2 separate regions of the Homo sapiens genome follow, and region 1 is linked to region 2. Evidence: chromatin loops called from intact Hi-C (ENCODE). Cell type or tissue: IMR-90. All regions are shown on one strand. Each heading gives the region's core, and the rest is flanking DNA. Links, peaks and the distances in the headings are about the cores only.

Region 1 (9,979 bases), core at 693-8,692, 71 kb before region 2:
TGGGACATCTGTGAAGGGCCTTCCTTCTGCGCCTTGCTAAGGGACCTGAACTTTATTCTGTTGGGAATGGCAAGCCACCACAGCTTCTTAAAGTAGGGGAGTGATCTGAGCACGCCAATCTTTTTTTATGAGTTCAAATCATAAGAATGAAGAATGAGTTGGCATGGAACGAGACTGGCTGCAGGTGGGCCTCTTAAGGGCTATTGGAATAGTGTTCCCTTTCCTTTGTGAATTCAACGGCTCACAATGTTCAGGTTTGTGGTTTCTGTGTCGATACCCCTTTCACATGCAATGCAACGCTCTTTTCCATTAGCTCAGCTTCTTATTTATTAATTTAGAGATAGGGTCTCCCTCTGTTGCCCAGGCTGGAATGCAGTGGTACCATCTCGGCTCACTGCAACCTCCAGCTCCTGGGCTCAAGTGATCCTCCCACCTCAACCTCTGGAGTAGCTGGGATTACAAGTGTGCAACACGAAGCCCGGGACTACAGGCATGTGCCACGATGCCTAGCTAATTTTTAATTTTTTTTTGTAGAGATGAGGTCTCCCAGCCCTCCTTTTTTTTTTTTAAATCTTTAATGACTATATTCTAGTAAATAAACAAACAAAAATTCTACTAAAGTCAGAGAAACCAATTGGATCCTATACACTTTGTTCTGGTGCCAGCTACCACTAACTTACTGCATCACACAGGACAAGGATGGCATCTTCCAGGCCCTTATCCATCAAATGAATTGGTTGAAGCACCCTACTTAATGGATTCTAAAATGCATACTTTGCCACATTTAACATTCTGAAATTGAGATGTGTCTTAGAATTCATGGTGTCCTACAATTACTGTTGTCCCAGCAGCAGTAAAAATGTACTTGTCATTGCTTGTATATACCTAAATATCAAAAGCACCAACTTCAAAACTAGCAGAGTGGATGTAAAGGTCTTGGAAGGAAATCCCAGGGACAACTGTGGAATACTCTTTTAAAATTTAGAAAGCAGACAATCGTGGGGAGGTGACAATGCAGGTATGTTTAGCAGCACTCCTGAAGAGAGGCCCAGATTAGGACAGTTCCACATAATTACAGAGTGAGTTTAAGTGCCCAGTTCAATGGCTTTTAGTTTTAGTTTTGTTTTTTTACAGATTTTTTAAATTACCACTCGATGGCACAGAGGAAATTATTATGTGGAAAAGAACCAGATATGGATAAGTAAAATAGTGATCTAAAATGTTGGACTCTGAGTGTGAAGAAGTTTTAAGAATATCAACTAATGAATGCATTTCACTTACATTTCCCCTTTTAATGTATGCACAGGAGAGATATATGATTTTAAAAATCCATGTATATTCATAGCACATTTATTTGTAATTGCCAAAAATTGAAAACAATGTGAATGATAGTAAATGAATAAAAAACAAATTGTGACCAGGTGCAGTGGCTCACGCCTGTAGTCCCAATGTTTTGGGAGGCTGAGGCAGGAGGATTTCTTGAGCCCAGGAATTTGAGACCAGCCTGGGCAACACAGTGAGACCCCGTTTCTACAATTTTTTTTTTTAAAAATTAGCTGGGCATGGTGGCACATGCCTGTAGTCCCAGTTATTCGGGAGGTTGGGGTGGGAGAATTGCTTCAGCCAGGAGGTCGAGGATGCAGTGAGCTATGATTGCACCACTGCACTCCAGCCTGGGCAACAGAATAAGACCCTGTCCCTAAATAAATAAATAAAAATAAACAAATTGTCGTATATCCACATAATGGAATACTTCTCAGCAATAAAAGGGAATGAACTATTGATGTACACAAAAACATGGATGAACCTCAAAATAATTATAATGAGAGAAAGAAGACCAAAAAGAATGTATACTGCAGGATTCCATTTATCTAAAATTTTAGAACACATAAACTAATTTATATGACAGAAAGAAATCACAGTTGCTTAGGCATGGGAGAGAGGTGGGAGGGGCTGATGAGAGGAATGACATAGGGGCATGGGGAACCTTTTGGGGATGTTGCATATGTTTACTACCTTGATTGTGGTGATGGTTTCACACATACATGCATATATCAAAACTTATCAAACTGTACACTTGAAATATGTGCACTTTATTGTATGTCATTTACACTTCAGTAAAAAAGATTTCAAAAAACCTATGTGGAAGTCGAAAACAGCTCTTTCAATAAAGTAAAAATTATTATTATTTTTTGAGACACGGTCTCAGTCTGTTGCCAGGCTTGAGTTCAGTTGTATGTCAGTACAACTCACTGCAGCCTTGACCTCTTGGGCTCAAGCGATTCTCCCACATCAGTCTCCTAAGTAGCTAGGACTACAGGTGTGCACCACCATGCCGGGCTATTTTTTTTTTATTTTTTGAAGATACAGGATCTCACTATGTTGTCCAGGCTGGTCTCCAACTCCAGTCTTCAAACAATCCTCCCAGCCTGGCCTACCACAGTGCTGGAATTACAGGTATGAGCCACTGTGCCCAGCCAAAAATTTGTATTTTTTTTTTTTTTTGAGGCAGAGTCTCACACTCACACCCAGGCTGGAGTGCAGTGGCGCAATCTCGGCTCACTGCAAGCTCCACCTCCCGGGTTCATGCCATTCTCCTGCCTCAGCCTCCTGAGTAGCTGGGACTACAGGTGCCCGCCACCACGCCCGGATAATTTTTTTTGTATTTTTAGTAGAGACAGGGTTTCACAGTGTTAGCCAGGATGGTCTCGATCTCCTGACCTCGTGATCTGCCTGTTTCGGCCTCCCAAAGTGCTGGGATTACAGGCATGAGCCACCGTGCCCGGCCAAAAATTTGTATTTTTAAGAAAACATGTTATATTTTGATTGCCAGCCTTTTTTTCTTAGTGATACATAAAATACTGGAGAGTTTTACAATCAATGGTATCTTAGAGTTTATAAGATTCTATTTGAATTTTTTTTTTTTTTTAAAGACAGGGTCTCATTCTGTTGCCCAGGCTGGCTTGATCATAGCTAACTGCAGCCTCCAATTCCTGGGCTCAAATGATCTTCCTGCTTCAGTCCCTCGAGTAGCTGGGTCTACAGGTGTGTATCACCATGCCCAGCTAATTAAATTTTTTTTTCTTTTTTGCAGAGATGAGGTCTTACTATATTGCCCAGGCTGGTCTTGAATTCCTGGGCTCAAGCAATCCTCCTGCCTCAGCCTCCCAAAGTGCTGGAATTACAGGCATGAGCCACAGTGCCCAGCCTCTATTTGGATTTCTATTGCTGGATTCTCTAACTAAACCTAAACTCCCAATTTTTCTCTAAACAGAGTTGCCGTCTAGATTAATCTACCAGTCAGACACTCCCAACACTCAGACCAGCTTCAGACTCTCCCACTTTTTTTTCTGAGTCCAGCCGGTCAGCACCTCCTGCAGGTCCTTATTGCACAACATTTTTCACACCACCCCTTCTTTTCACTCTTGTTTCAGCCTTTTGTTCCTTCATACCTGCACTACTCTGATTGCATCTTGAAAGATTTCTGTTTTTCCCTGTAAGCTACCCAGAACACTATAATTGGATCATTTTTCTCAACACTGCTAACAAGCCACTTCCCTGGTTAAGAACTTACAATGGCTCCCTCTTGTCCACAGAATGAAATCCAGACAATCTAGCTCCAAAGCTCCCATGATTTGGCTTTAACCTGCACTTCCTGTTTTCTCTCTCGTTACTTTCCTGGGGAGCCCACTTCGGCTAAAATGGCTTATTTGCTCTCTGTGGTAGGCAGAATCATGGCCACCTAAATACGTCCTCCTCCTATTCCTCACATCTATATGTTACTTTACATGGCAAAACAAATGAGTTGTGATTAGATTAAGGATTAAGGATTTTTTTTTCTTTTTTTGAGACAGAGTTTTGCTGTTGTTGCCCAGGCTGGAGTGCAATGGCACGACCTCGGCTCACTGCAACCTCTACCTCCCGGGTTCAAGCAATTCTCCTGCCTCAGCCTCCAGAGTAGCTGCGATTACAGGCATGCACCACCATACCCAGCTAATTTTTTGTATTTTTAGTAGAGATGGGGTTTCACCATGTTGCCCAGGCTGGTCTTGAGCACCTGATCTCAAGTGATCCACTCACTTCGGCCTCCCAAAGTGCTGAGATTATAGGCGTGAGCCACCACGCCCAGCCCAGATTAAGGATTTAAAAATAGAAAGACCATTTTGGATGATCTGGGTGTGCCAATGTAATCCAAAGGACTCTTAAAAGATGGAAGAGGAAGGCAGAAGAGTCAGTGTCATGCAATTTTTTTGCTTTGAAGATGGTGGAAGGGGCCATGAGCCAAGGGATGTGGGCAGCCTCTGGAGGCTGGGAAGGGCAAGGACATGGATTCTCCCCTAGGGCCTTCAGAAAGGAATACAGTCCTGTGACACCTTGATTTTAGCCCAGTGACATGTGTTTCAGACTTCTAACTTCCACAAAAGTAAGAATAAGTTTGTATTGTTTTAAGCCACTGGATTTATGCTAATTTGTTACAGCAGCAATAGGGAATGAACACACCCTCTTACCCAAATACTTCCATTTTCCAGGATGATTGTTCTGGCTGTCTTCTGTTTGCACCTCCACATCCACTCCCCTGCTGCTCTGTGCTCCAGGAAGATGATCTATTTAGACTGTATCAATGGGTTCCCTTTCTGTCTGGCTTCTGTTTGGCCCACAGGGGGCACTAGCAGGAAACTGGAGAGCAGGGGAGGGGGAGATTGGGTCCAGAAGGTCACATCTCCCAAGAGGCAGCCCTCTCCATACAGCTGCCTGCCCCTGGCTGGCCTCAGGCCTTGGGTGGTAAGGGTTCCTTGTGCAGCTGGTGCCAGAGTTCTGCCTTGTTGGATTCCCTAAATCCTCCCCCCATCTTTGTAAATAGCCTCTTTATTAAATTTTTCTCAAGTTACTCGAGTGTATCCCGTTTCTTGTTGGGATGCTGGCTGATACATTAATATTACTTGGAATGCTGTTCTCTATTCTCATGGCCTATCTATGCGCTCTGCTCTTGAGACCTGGCTCAGATCCCAGTTCTGCAGGACCACAGAATGTCAGAGCTGAAAGAGTCCTTAAAGATTGCTCAATCCAGCAACATAGATGGTTTTTCTTCTATTTCTCTGACCATTTCTTTTTGGTCTCTTTTAGCAATTCTTCTTCCTCCACCTTAAATACTGGCATTCTTCAAGGTCTCATCTTATAAATTCTTCTATTTCCATACTACATATTCTCTCTGGAGGAACTCATCTGCCTCCAAAATTTTAATTATAATATATATCCAGGAGATTCCAAAATCTGTATCTTCATCCTAGACTTTTTTCCTGAGGGTTAGGCCCCTATATTTCCATCTGCCTAATTCACATCTCTCCTTGGCTGCCTCAGACACCTCAAATATGTCAGAAGTGCTCTCATCATCTTTCCTCCTCCAGAATCTCCCATTTCAGGAAATTGGCCGAAAAACCAGGGAGCCATCCTTAACATCTTCTCTCTCTCGTCTCTTTTCCAGCCATCAATCACCAAATCCTGTCCTTACCTAAACGTGTTGAGAATCCACCCACTTCACTCATCTGCATTGTCCACATTCAACCCTATCCCTTCCTGATCCATTCGCCATACAAATGGCCAAAGTGAGCACAGAGTTAAACAACTCTTCTCTAGTTACTTAAAATCCTCCAGTGGCTTCTGCTGCCTTGAGGATAAGGTTCAAATTCAGTCTGTCTTCTGTCATCTTCGTCAGCCTCATCCTGTGCTGCACTCCCCATCTCCTCCTGGCTCCAGCCTCCTGGCCCAATTCCAATGCCTGGATCATGCCTTATGTTGTTCTCTCTGCTCAGAACACTCTCACCCCACTCCCCTCTGGCTGACTGCTATCCTACTCATCCCCTGGTCTCATGCAAGCTTCACTTCTTCAGGGAAGCCTTGTTTGGACCTGGAGACAAGGTCTGGGTCACTCCCCATCTCCATGCTACCCCTTTAATCACATCTGTTCTTGGCTTTATTACAACTACTTGCTTTATCTCTATTTTCCTTGCTAATCTCTGTGAGGGAGGGGGACTGTATGAGTTTTATTCACTGATAAAATCCTGACTCCCAGCACAGTTCTTGATCTGAAGTAGGTATCCAATAAATATTGTGTAACAAATGTCATGTGAAAGAAATGAGTTCAAATGAACCCGCAGGTCCAGAGCTCATTCCACTCTATCCACTGCTTCCTCTCCCTGTGATGGAGCTTTCTGAGATCATCTAAGCCCACAGAAGTTGCCCCTTCCTCTAAATTTGTATGCCTACATCACCAATTTGACATATCTTGCTATCTTTTCATGTATGTTGCATGTATGGTTCTCTCTCCAGCTACACTACAAACTCCCAGAAAATAAGTGCCATGTCATACTTCAGTAGGAAAATACATTAATTAATTAAAATAACATGTTCATACTATGTAACAGTAGCTGTTAAAACAAATTGCCTATGTTGTGTCAATGTACCAGGGGATCTCAAAGTCAGAGGAGAAAAAAAAAACTTGCATCCTCCTGGAGCACAACTTTGATCTGAAGATTTGGGGAAAAGCTAGTTATTATTATTATTATTATTATTATTAGAAATAGGGTCTCACTCTGTTCCCCAGGCTGGAGTGCAATGATGTGATCATAGCTCACTGCAGCCTTGTACTCCTGAGCTTAAGTGAACCTCTTGCCTCAGTATTCCCCCCACCTCCTTTGACCCCAGCTGAGACTACAGGTATGTCCCACTATACTCAGCTAGTTTTTAAATTTTTTGTAGAGACAGGGTCTCGCTACATTGCCCAGGCTGTATTTTTAAAAAGCAAATATAGAAATACTGTGGAGAAGAATGCAGTATTCTCATAGCTTTTAAAGTCAAATCAAAGCTTTTCCAGCTCATGGCTGGTCTGCTTTTGCCCCCACCAAGGCTGCCCAAGGGCTCCCATTTGTCTTCCGTCCTGTTAGCAATGCTGCCGTGGGAAGTTAGCAAGCACTGCTACAGCCTCCCCTCCAGTGGTGTGTCTGTCCCATGGCAAGCATTTAACATGCAATATGATGCTAATGTACATGCTGGAGTGAAGCAAATGCCTAACAAGGCTTCCAGGAGTCCTGGTGGGCAAGTACAGGAGCCAGTTAGGAAAACAGAAAATAGGATTAAAGACTTGAGCTGATGGAAGCATGACTTGGGCCCTTAAATAACTCTTCCTATTATCCAAATATACAAGCCTTGGGAAGGAAAATAAGGAGTATGGCTTTTTTTTTTTTTTTTTTTTTTTGAGACGGAGTCTGGCTGTGTCGCCCAGGCTGGAGTGCAGTGGTGCGATCTCCGTTCACTGCAAGCTCTGCCTCCCGGGTTCACGCCATTCTCCTGCCTCAGCCTCCCGAGAAGCTGGGACTACAGGTGCCCGCCACCACGCCCAGCTAATTTTTGTATTTTTAGTAGAGACGGGGTTTCACCATGTTGGCCAGGCTGGTCTCGAGCTCCTGATCACAGGTGATCCACCTGCCTTGGCATCCCAAAGTGCTGGGATTACAGGCGTGAGCCACCACGCTCAGCCCTCTTTATTCTTTTTAATATGTCTTCAATATTTCATAATTTTAAACAATTAGTGCACCGATTTGCACCAGAACCAAATCCACATTTTCTAAAACTAGTAAATTAGAACAGAATCTGCATATCAATGTATCCTCCAACAAAACATGAATTGATCTTAGATATTTAATTCATTTCTGGCTGCTGGGCAAATATAACACAGCAACCGCCTGTTTTGTAATGTAGCTATTTGAAGATGGGCCAATTAAGTTTGTTTTATTTTAAACAACTAAAAGACTTCTATATATTCTGGGAAATACTTGCAGAGGATGAAGGACAGAATGAGGCGGGATAAGGAGAAGTCTCAGTCTGAAATATGGTACGGCAATGGGAAGGAACAAGCTGAAAGAGGAAAGAGGAACAGATCTTACTAGAATGCAGAGCTCGTATTTCCCAATCTTACAACACAAACTTGCCAAAGATTAAATCATACTTGAAAAACAAGGTGCCCACTAGTGACTGCTCCTGTCCAAGGTTAGAAGAACACAGAAGACTAAAAGCACGGGCCTTGGAGTTAACCAACCCAAGGTCTGATGGTGCAGATATGTGTGCAGTGACAACCTCTCCAAACTTCTGGTCCTTCCTCAGTAAAACATGCAAAGAACAGTACTTATCTCAGAAGGCTGAGGTGACACTTAAGGTGACCATGTACATATTAGGCGCAGTGTCTAGCAAGCGCAAGCCCTCAGTCAAAGCTATTTCTCTTTCGTCCTTGGTTGTGGAATAATCTCGTGTTTTAGGTGTTCTTTCCCTCTGTTTTCCCCATCAAGATCTGCTGAATATAAAGAGGCAAAACCTGTAAGAGCTGCGGGTCAGCATTGCCAGGTGTAGAAAGCCACCATAGTGTAAGCTAGCCAAGCTATGAGATAGATTTCCACCTGGGTAGGAAGCAGTCAAAAAGCCAAAAAGTCTTGCTGTCTGCCCAGCCTGCCTCTTGGTTTCTAATTCTCATGGCGGGTCCTATTTCCCGCTGTTGTCTTGTCCCTGTGTTTGGCCTTCTTTTCTGTTTTTAGAGGAGTTCCTCTTGCTTGACCTCTATTTATCTCCTTGCCTTCCACTTGGAGATCTGCGCCTTTCTGGGTTTTAACTGCCTGTTGCTTTTAACCATGTCCTTCCTCTTGCCTTTGGGAACTTATGGGCTTCTTCTAACTTCCTGATTGGCACCGGGTTTCCTGCTTTTTGTCCTTTGATTCATGTGCCCTCCTTTCTTCTGCTTGCTTATGTGGTCTTTGACTCACTCATCTTGTCTCTTTCTTTGGCATTTTATACCAGCTAGGTTTTGATCCAGGTTTTGTAATGACTTATGGATGCTGTATGCACCCTGACTTGTGAGTGCTTACCTAGATGATGTGCAAAACATTTAGCAACTGGTATAGAAGGGACACTGCCCAGTCAGAATGGTTGTTTATCAACAATGAGGACAGTTGTCCCCATGCACACCGCTTGAATAGCAGCCCAGCTCACTGGACTCCACACTCCTCTAACCACTCTGATGAGGGACCTCCTGGTCCTTTCTTAGGGCTTGTGCCCCAGCTTGTCTCCTTTCTCCTCATGTCCAGGCTTGGCATGGCTGGCCTTGTGCCCTATTTTGTGAGCTCCTGCCACTCACAGTCCTGGAGTTGACTTTCTCATCCCCACCCTACCTAGCTCTCACCAGGGGAACCTAGGAATAGTGATGACACATGTGAAAGAGGTAATTAGTGGGGCAGCCTTGATGCCAAAACAGGATGGCAAATCATAAAAGCAGAAATAGCAAGAAATCACAGCTTTAAGGAAGGTTGTGCTGAAACATGGGACCAAGGCCAAGGAACTCAAAATGGCTTTGGGAGGAAAGGTGGCTATTTCAGTCCATGGAAGAGCCATAGCAGAAGAGCGCATCTCATTTTACACAACCACGAAGCCTTAAAGTTACGTAGAATTGACTTTTTGGTGTGCTGAAAATAAAAATGGTTCATAGTATACAACAAAGGACTAAGCAGGAGAATTTATAGGAAGAAAGTTAGGAAATTTAGGATGAAAAAGTAGACTGGGGTCAAACTGTTATGATCCATTAAAACCAGAAACTGAAATTTGAATTCTAATCTGTAAGTAATGTGAAGCACAAATACTTACAACTTACACATTTAATCATATGTCCTGACCTTTCACTCAAAAATGCATTAAAGGCAGTTTCTCAAAGGTGGTTCCATGTAACGATAGCCCCTCAAGATATTTTTCATTTTTTATTTTTGCACACAGTTTGGGAAACATTACATATCACATCCTATGGACATTCCCACCCCATTTACATCCCCATATACAATGATCATTAACCCATGAAAGGCTCTGAAAAGTCAAGAATAAACCAACTTGTCCAGCTTTGTTTAGTGTTTTCCACATCTGGCTAGGCAATTTCTTTTTCTTGTAACCC
Region 2 (9,979 bases), core at 701-8,700:
AGAAATAGATTACAATTATAGAAGTCTTTATATAAATGTTCAATCTGGGGCTGAATCCTTGAACAGGGAAAGAAAAAGCCATGAAGGCAGTCCAGAGCATCTGTTTGAACAATAACAACAGAAACATTGCACATTATTATCCTCCTTGCAGATTAACCAAAATAAACATGGACTGAATCCTCAGTTAACTCACTGCACATATGAGCAAAGAGATCAGGATGCATGAAATACTTAGCTTTAAAAAAACAAAAACAAAAACAAATAATTTCCCAAGTGTGTTTGAGGTTCCCAGATTCCTTCAGTCTAATGTTCTCCATTTTAACTCTGAAGTTAAAATGTTCATAAAGGCTGAAACTGAAACTGTTCATAAAGATCTCTTGAATAATATAAAAAGGATGAATTAGGTTTCATACACTGTTTCCATTAAGGAAAGTGAGTAGAGCCTTTTAAAGAAAGATTTGTTACAAATGGAAGGATTTCCTTCCTACTTTTGTGTGTGTGTATGACAACATGTATGCTAATAAAAAAAGGCAGGCAAAGAAAGACAAATACTGTATGATCTCACTTATATGTAGAATCTCAAATAGTCAAACTCATCGAAGAAGAGAGTAGAATGGTAGTTGCCAAGGGCTAAGGGGAGGGAAAAATGGGGAGGTGTTGGTCAAAGGGTATGAAATTTCAGTTATGCAAGATGAATACATTCTGGAGAATGTACAGCATGGTGGTGATAGTTAACAATACTGTACTGTGTACTTGAAATTAGCTAAGAGGGTAGGTCTTAAGTGTTCTCATCACACACACAAAAAGAATAAAAGAAAAAAAAGAAAAAAATGTTAACTATAAGGTGATAGATACACTAGTTAGATTCATTGTGATAATCATTTCACAATGTATAAATGTACCAAAACATCAAATTGTACACCTTAAATATATACAATATTTGTTTGCCAATTATACCTCAATCAAGCTGAGAAAAAAAGAGTTGCAATAAGAGTTGAGGTTGAACTGGGTCAGAGCAAGGACACTGCCTGGTTCATATCCATCTTTGTGCTAGGTCTTTTCCAGCACCTTGTACATAGCACACGTTCAGTATTTGTTTGCTGAACAAATAAATGAACCTTCTGTTAACAAGAAGATTAAATTATCCAGAAACATCACCTTTCCTAAATATTTTCATAACTGGCATGCTCCTTTGGAAAAAAAAATCGATGTGAACCCTTTTCCCCAAGCCCACAGTGTATGTCATTGGAGATTACATTTGGAAACTGAAAACAGGAAGAAAAGAACACACCCATACATTTCCTGGAATCACTCTTTCTGTTCCACATAATCACAACCACACAGTGGTTACCTGAATCAATACTTTTCAGTAGCGCATAGAAATTTGGGAAATATTGGAGTTCCTCAAAGTTGTCTTCACTGTAGGTTTTAGTTCTCCTTTCCAAGCCATTTGTCAAGGTTAATGTGTTAGATACTGTTTCATCGTTTTCTCCCTTAGCAAGACCATCTTGAATTGCTGCCATTGGAGTCTCCAGTGGGGAAAAATCAATAAAAAATGAACATTTTGTTAGAACTAGTGAAACTCCAGCTTGATTCCTTCCTTTGTGATGCCCTTAAATGTGAAGTGCAAGAATTCCCCCTCGTTTGCAAGCTCCTGCAGGTTCAAACCCATTTCTAGATATGTGTGCTCTTGTCATTTGAAAAGGTCATTGAAGCTCAGGGAAAGGTGCTCTACCTCAGGGAAAACCCCCTGAAGACCCCAGCTCCTGCTCAGGGGAAAAACGGGAATTTCTGGGCTCTTTCTCTGGCCATGTTTACCTCCATAAATTATCATGAGTCTCCCCAGGAAAAACTGCCTTTTAATGAAGAGGGAAGCTTTGAGTTCACAGAATCCACCAGGAGGGCTGGTGCCAGGATACAGGAAAGCCTGTTAGAATGTCTATCCCTAGCAGAGCAGTCACACCTGGGAATTTTTGGGTAAAGTTTAAGTGCTGTCTGGATGAGTGTACAAAATCTTTCTCTCAGACCTGGTTTTTGTTCAGTGACTTGCATCTTAGTAAATGGTTCATTCTCCATTCAGTGAACTAGATAGAAATTTAACAGCCTTTCTTGCCTCTTCTTCCTTTTCCCCCATCCAATCCATCAGTAGCCTTGTTGGCCCCACTTTCAAAATTTATCCCAAATTTGCACATTTCTCCCTCCACTATGCCACTCTAGTCCAAGCAGCCTTCATTTCTCACCTGCTAACTGCAACATCACCCTCCCCAAATCTATGCCCAATACTGCGTTTCCACATTATAGCCAGAGTTATCTTTTTAACAATCTGATCATGTAACTCCTTTGCTTAAAATTCTTCAGGGGACCAGAAAATTCTCATGGTTCTTACAATAAAGATCAGAGTCCATCCATGGCTCATAAGGCGCTGCATGGTCTGGCCTGGGTCCACCTCCCCAGTCTCTTCTCTTTTTGCTCTTTCTTTCTGTGCCAGCAACACTGTGCTTGTTTCAGTTGCTTGGATACTCCACACATCCTTCTCTATGTGCTGCCTCTCATGTTCACAAGTTAACTCCTATTTGATCTTCGGTTCTCAGCTCAAGTTACTTCCTTAGGGAAGCATTTCCTGAGCCTAAGTCCAGGTCAGCCTCCTTTTTTGAGGTCTCATAGAACCATGTTTCTTTCCTCAGAGCACTTAATGCAATTGTAATGAAAATACATGATGATTTAAACATGATCTACCTCTTCCACTAGACTTTGAGCTTCATGAGTCAGGGATTATGTCTTTTTAAATAGGCATGGTATTTCCAGTGCTTGGTACAGAGTTAGTATTCAATAAATATTTGTTGAAATAATATTTCATTTGTGTTTTATTTGCATTGATGCATTCAGGTAACATGAGTAAACAGGTCAAGCATATGAACATTTTAGAGATAGGTGAATAGGAGTATGTAATGGGAATGAAGAATTATGGAAATAGCTGTGTCCATTTTAGCTCAGACTGGTAAGCTTGAGCAAAAGTCATAAGGGTTTTTTTTTTTGATAAATCTAGAACTTTTTTTTTGAGTGGGTGAATCTTCAAAAGCTGCTTTAAAAGATGGCAGCTGGTGAGGATTGGAAGTAAGGAGAGCAGAGGAAAGTTTTTAGGCTATCCAGTAAAAAAAAAAAAGAAATCCAGACCCAATTTCTATTTTCTCTCCTCTCTAAAACAGAACCATCAGCCTCTATAGTCTTTGTATTTGAGATAAGATGCTGGAGGAGATGAGGAGCCATGGGTCTGGGTGCTTTACAGAGGAAAATCAAAGGACAGATGAGGAATTTGATATCCCCTTATGGTCAGTTTCATCTAAAGTTTTAAAGAGAATTCAAGGTGGGGAGAAAGATCTCAACAGCTTGGTTGGTGCTAAGGAAAAAATGAAGACGCAAGGAGTCCAACAAAGGGAAGGAAGGATGAAATTAGCCTGGGTAAATAGGCATCTAAACCAATGAAAAGGGGAAGGAGCAGGTGGAAGAGCATTGCCAAGAACAGAGAGGCAGCATTAGGCAGCTAGCTCTGGGGAACACAAAAGCTGGTGTAGCAGAAGATCTAGTCAACCCACTTCTTTGTGGGGGGATTGGGCACAGATGATGACATCTGCTGTGAACAGATGTTGGATACCAAAAGAACTGTGAGATGTTTGCTTGCAGTTCACTGGGACTGTACACACAGATGTTATTATGTGATATTGTTACTTCACATATTATTATGTATTATTTTACTGTGGGGTATAAGATGTAATCTTTACCAAATAATAGAATATAACATAATCTTTACATTATTTTCAGAGTAGAGATCATTTATATCTTTTAACTTTTTGGTATTTTATGTATATACATATTTTTAAATTAATTAATTAATTAATTTTTTGAGACAGGGTCTCACTCTGTCACCCAGACCGGTATGCAGTGGTGCAATCATAGTTCACTGCAACCTCAAACACCTGGCCTCAGGCGATCTTCCTCTCAGCCTCCTGAGTAGCTGAGACTATAAGCTTGTGCCACCACACCCAGCTAATTATTTTTATTTGTAGAGATGGGGGTCTCATTATGTTGCCAGGTCTAGTCTTGAACTCCTGGTCTCAACTCCCACCTCAGCCTCTCAAAGTGCTGGGATTACAGGTTTGAGCCAACATGTCTGGCCTGAATATAAATGGGCTAAAAATGCCACATACCTCAAATCTTCTTTGGTATCAAGTAAGGCAATTATTATACAGATAGAAGTACACACACACACACACACACACACACACACACCCCCATGCATATGCATATATACACATACATACCACTTTCTCTGGTATTTTTCCAGCCTGATTCTCAGTCCAGCTTGTGGGCTTATTGGGATCCTCCTCATAATTGTTGGCTTCCTTTGAGATTAATTTTTGTAAAACCTCTGCTACTTCATCTTCCAGTGTATGTGCTTGGCTTTCTGTGATCTATCATAAAAAGGCAAAACATATATAACTGCTATATTCCCAGTCTTGTTATTAAAAAATAATGTGGACTAAACTGTAGTCAAACATGTATTTTTTAAAGAGGAATCTTCTGAACCATCTTTCAGACAGCCCTCACTTACGCCTGCACCACATGCTGGCTGTTATAGGGATTGCTCAGCACTCCTGGAAGAAGTATCTTCGGGCCCACCATGCAAGCTGTTAGTTCTATCTGTTGAAACCCATGGACCACATATTTTGAGAAACACCCTGAGCATTGCCCCTCCACAGCTTTGGGTCATAGTCAGATAACCTTTGACATCCTACAAAATTAGCATCTTAATAAAGCCTGTCAGGGCCAGGTCAGGGCAGAAGAGCCAAGCTGAGGTGGATTCAAATTAGATCACCTGGAGTTTCAAAAATACACATCACATGCTTTTGCTCATGTTATTTCTTTTTTTGTCACATACATGTCTTTTACCTCTGCTGGTTATATCCTAACCATCCCTCTAAGCTTCCTTCATACGCCTCTTCCTCTGAAGCCTTTCCTTACTGCCAGTTGGATATAAGCTATTCTCTGGCTCTTATGGTTTTTAAGCAGCTGGCATTTTGGGCGTGTGTCTACTTGCCTAGTTCTTCTGATGGATGATAAACTCCTAGAAAAAAAAGAATGGTGCTTTGCTTGTCCTTAAAACCTACGGGTCCTAGTAGAAGGAAGACACATTATAAACACTTGGCTACTTGAGGCAAGTGACTTGGCTTCTTGGCATACTCTAAACTGCACTAGGAATTTGGTTTATTTCCTACCAAATGACTTACAAGGCCGAGATTAAGTAGTTTAGAAACAATCTTGTCAAACACGGCTCTGTCATTTTCTTCATAAATCCTGGCAGCGATTTTATGGACAATGTCTTCAGCGGTTAAAGGAGTCCCGTCTAGTTGATGAAGACCATCTGGATCATCTAGACAGAACGACCACAACTTCACACCATAGTGATCATAGATCTATTTCATGCATCATATTATACTTATAATCTGTACTTCGCTTTTGTATATTCAGATATGTTTGAAATGTATTTATGGTGGTTCTCGGTCCACAGAAACCCTCGGTTTGAAATAAAATTGGTCTTCATGTTAAAAACTTAGTATGATAATGGACATTCTGAAACTTTCTTAGGTGACTATAAGAGGAAGGAAAAGCTAAAGGCAACAGAAAAGTAGTCTCCATTTATTGTTATCACCAATAATACAAACCATATTATACTTTTTATTAACATAGTATGCCATATTTATATAGCATGTCATATTATTCAATGTACCCTTCTATATATTGTATGATTTGATATTCCAGTTCCATACAGGGAATAGATAGTTTGGTAATATCCCCACATGTACTACCTTTGCAGGCAAATTCCTGGGGTAGGGGCAGGGACTTCTACCTCACACCCAGAATCAGACAGTGTGTACTGAAGATTTTATGACTCACCTAAAATAAATATTTACTTCTAATTGAACTTGTATTAGAGTGTCTTTATGTAAAAAAGGCAGCTTAAGGTGACAAAACTCATCCTTAGAGAACAGGGATCTTACTGTAGTTTATGTGCCCGGAATTTAAACTTTTAAAATATGGCAACAGATCTGCACAAAGCAATATGTAAATCTTTGCAGAGAAGCATGCTCATATGCTCCCTTGGCTCTCCTAGGAATACATTTGGCAATACAACTTCAGACTAAAGTAAGGGCCCATCCTGAGGGAAAGGGCTGGTGGCAATGAAGCATTGTAGCACATCCATGGAGATCTTCCAGGAATCAATTATTAGTCATCTCCAATCTATACTACATTGAATGGATCAAATTTACAATGCACTTAATTCTCCCTGTTTCCTCTGGAAAGATTGGAAAGATCAGAATTTTAGCCCCAGTGATATCTCTGGTTAGCTATATCCTTGGATCACTGTAAAGGAGTCTAACAAGGTATCTATTTCATGGGATTGTTGTGCCATTAAAAGTAATGGCAAAAACCGCGATTACTTTTGCACCAACCTAATATATGAAAGCTAATGTATTATTGTTATTATGCACAGTGGATTTGTATTTTGAAACAAAGGAACAGCAATTATCTCCTAGAGAAAATGGAAATTGAATCTCCGGCCAGATTCTGCCCAGACAATCCTCATCATATTCACTCAAAGAAAGAAGAGCCTAGTATTTCTATTCTGATTCTGCTCTTTTCTTCCATGGGTTTTGGGGATTTGGACAGGGAATTTATCCCGTGGCTTTTCTTTCAGACTCTATGAAAATAGAGGTATATGCAGCCTCAGGCAGAATATCTCTTTCTTGTTTGGAAAGAAGCTTAGGAAAATGAGTGGGGGTAATTATACATGGAGGACTGGAAGTTCTCTGTCAGTACAAAATTGCTGAGCTGTTGGCCAGCCCATGAGCCATGAGCCCTTTGAGCTGAGTACCAGAGAGACAAAAAAGCAGAAAAGCCCCTAAGAAAAACAAACAAACAAACATACAAACAAACAAACAAACAAACATAAAATCAGTTCTCCTCCTGGCTGGCTGAAAATTTGGATCGTCATCTATTTTTCAGGAGCAGAGACTCACTATTATGTGTCTGATTTTTCCATTTGCGGATTGCAAGTCAGGCTGTCAGGAATACATAGAGCAGAAACTGCCCCAGTCTATGCAGAGGTGGAAGAATTTATTTCCCTTCCCACTTATCTATCCCTCAGGATCCGTAAAAGGAGGAATATTGGTTGCCTCCTAGACCTGGAAAATAACTGAGATGACTGTTTTTCAGTCCATTTACTTCACAACAGGGAGGATGTTAGTAACCCACTGAAGAGTCTTTGCTCTGCTGCACTGCTGTACTCTCTTGAGCCAGGAACTTAGGTCTCCCCTAGCAGTGCTTTGCTGGATGGTGTAAACAGTGGAACGTGTGACCATTGCTCCTCACCTTTCCCTGATTTCCTTCACTATTCTAAAATGGATAGTATGACTCAGAATGGCTTCCCTCCTGCTCATGAAGGGGTATTTCACCCTCCATGTATAGACTCCCAGAGGGGAGCCAAACATGGGTTTAACACATAACTTTTGTTAAGTAGCCACAACATTCTAAGTGAATGTCAAAGGGTCATGTCCCAAGTCATCATCTGCCCAGTTATGTTTTGAATCCCTAGCATCTAACATAGCACTTGACATTCATTTGTTCAATATATTTTAATTAAAGTCTTATTATGTGTCAGACACTGGAAATAGAGTGATGTAAAGGTTAGGCATGCTCCCTGACTACACAGGGTTTATTGTCTACCTCATAGTCCAATACATAGCAATTGCTCAATAAATATTCGAATGCATACAGGAGCCCCAAAGCACTACTTTATAAGAGAAATTTGGAAAGATCCTAAATTGTGCATACTATAGAAAACACTGAAAAGGAGAATTGATGGGTCCTATAGTACAAGCCTGTTTGGAAGCTTCCTAAAGGCGAGAGTAGGTCTGGGAACACATCCGGCAGAAGTTAGCTTCCTTTACCTTCCCCTCTGGGATGAAGTCTACATGCATCTGAGGTTCTATTCAACTTAGTGGCCAAAAACCCTCTGGTTTCAGGATTTCCAGAGCACAAGGGGAGACCAGAAGCTTACTCACAAATCATTTTCTCCAAGAACCTTGGCCTGTCTTCTCTGTGATCTCAAGTGGAGTTAATACCTCCTACGGTAAACCTGAAGTCATTAGGACTAGCACTTTGTAGTTCCAAACATACTTGGGATGGTAATAAAATGTTGAACAGTTAAAAAATTAGTTGCTCAAATTAGCGGTCAGATCAAAAACAGATCTATGTCTCTGCCTGCATGTACAACAAGTTTGACCAATCCAGCCAACTCAATATTAGGCTATTTTATTAAATCAAATGATCACTTCAGTTGAAGTGGTTGAATCTGTTTTGTATGCAGTTATAATCAGTGTCTATTTGTAGTCCCAATATTTTAGGTAAAAAAGTCGAATTCAAGATTTTAAAAAGTAAATTTCCCTGAGTAGCATGGCATATGATATATGTCAAAATATAAACCCATTGCCTCCATCCCACTTCATAGGTACACGTGACACTTCAGAACACTCCTAGGTTATTATGTCCTATGAAAGTCCAATTTAATAGTCAGTTGTTTTCTGGCAGAGATAATCAACATAAATCTCCTGTAGCTATGGAACAGAATAAGGACAGGGAAGAAAACCTGTACTTACTCCTAAGCACTGGTTCTCAAAAATGAAAAACACACTTTCCTTCTTAATGCCTAGGTATGGCAGTTCATTTATTCCCTCATATATTATTTCATTTGTTCATTCATTCATTCATTCATAAATTTATTCAATGAATTCATGGGCTTCCAGGCACTGGGGTTACAATGTCTCTATTCTTATGAAGTTTTCAGTTTAGTTTTGGAGAAAGGCATTAATCATAAATAATCACACTTATGAAGGTAAAATTACAAACTGCATGAAGTGCCATGAAGGGCAAGAACAAGGTTTCTATCAGATTATGTGTGCAGGATGAACCTAGAAATGTAGTCAGGAAGCAGTCCATGCAGGACTGTGCAAGCTTCATTAAGGACTTTGGTTTTCCTGTTTTGTTTGTTTGTTTAAGATGGAGTCTGGCTCTGTCGCCCAGGCTGGAGTGCAGTGGCGTGGTCTTGGCTCACTGCAGCCCTTGTCTCCTGGGTTCAAGTGATTCTCCTGCCTCAGCCTCCCAAGTAGCTGTGACTACAGGTGCCCACCACCACTCCTGGCTAATTTTTGTATTTTTAGTAGAGATGGGGTTTCACCATGTTGGCCAGGTTGGTCTTGAACTCCTGACTTCGGGTAAGGAAACTACCACATTGGCTGCCAAATGAAGAATGAGTTGGGGAGAGGCGGAGTGGTTGCTGGGAGAACTGTAGATTTTGCTATAGTTTACATGAGACATAATTGGAGCTTGGACAAGGATTGGAGTTTGGACAAGTACAGAGAAAAACAATTGAGAGATACACAGACATAAAATTAGTAAGTTTTGGCAGATTAGAATTTGAGAGGTGAGGGAAAAGATAAATAGTTTGATCCTAGATTTCTGTCTTTAAAAAACTGGATGGATAGTAGTGCCTTTCCTAAAGAAACAGTACTCTAAGAGGTCTAGGTTGTGAAGTGGACACAGATTATGAGTTTAATCATGGGCATGCTAAATTTGAGGTGCTTCTGACACTGCCAAGGGAAAATGTCGAATAGGTAAACAGATAAATAGGTCTATAGCTAAGAGAAGTCTGGCCTAGTGATATGGGATGTTAGGATATAGATGTAATTGAAGCCACGTAAAGGTTAGGATGACCTAAGGAGAAAAGATATGGCTAGGAGGAAACACTGAAAAGGAAATAGTGGATATTTCACCTTTTTTGTGCAGGGTGGGAGGGTACTTTACTGATCTAATTATTTGAAAATTATGATATTTTGTGTGTACTCATTGTTAAAATAAATCTGAA

The links. A loop is a pair of places that touch in the nucleus more often than their neighbours do. Peaks named below come from ENCODE experiments on the same cell type or tissue, not always from the same donor. Only the 100,000 strongest peaks of a DNase experiment are listed, where the experiment ranks them.
Region 1: it touches region 2 in a loop (1.9-fold over the local background); 4 of 110 quality-filtered maps call a loop at or near these places.

What each region holds. Positions count from the first base shown.
Region 1 is chr15:51,754,675-51,764,653 of GRCh38, reverse strand. All of the region lies in intron 1 of TMOD2 (tropomodulin 2), which reads right to left. Among named protein-coding and RNA genes, the nearest start is that of TMOD2, 8.1 kb to the right of the region's middle. In IMR-90, for the core only: a CTCF peak has its summit at 4,670 (motif pointing right); DNase peaks (open chromatin) are centred at 5,003 and 5,793; H3K27ac peaks cover 409 bases.
Region 2 is chr15:51,683,709-51,693,687 of GRCh38, reverse strand. SCG3 (secretogranin III) reads right to left here. Exons shown (of 12, transcript NM_013243.4): 5 at 5,286-5,428; 6 at 4,320-4,469; 7 at 1,352-1,529. Among named protein-coding and RNA genes, the nearest start is that of SCG3, 7.2 kb to the right of the region's middle. RefSeq lists an enhancer at 1,162-1,456. In IMR-90, for the core only: a CTCF peak has its summit at 4,620; no DNase peak of the experiment used is centred there; H3K27me3 peaks cover 1,449 bases.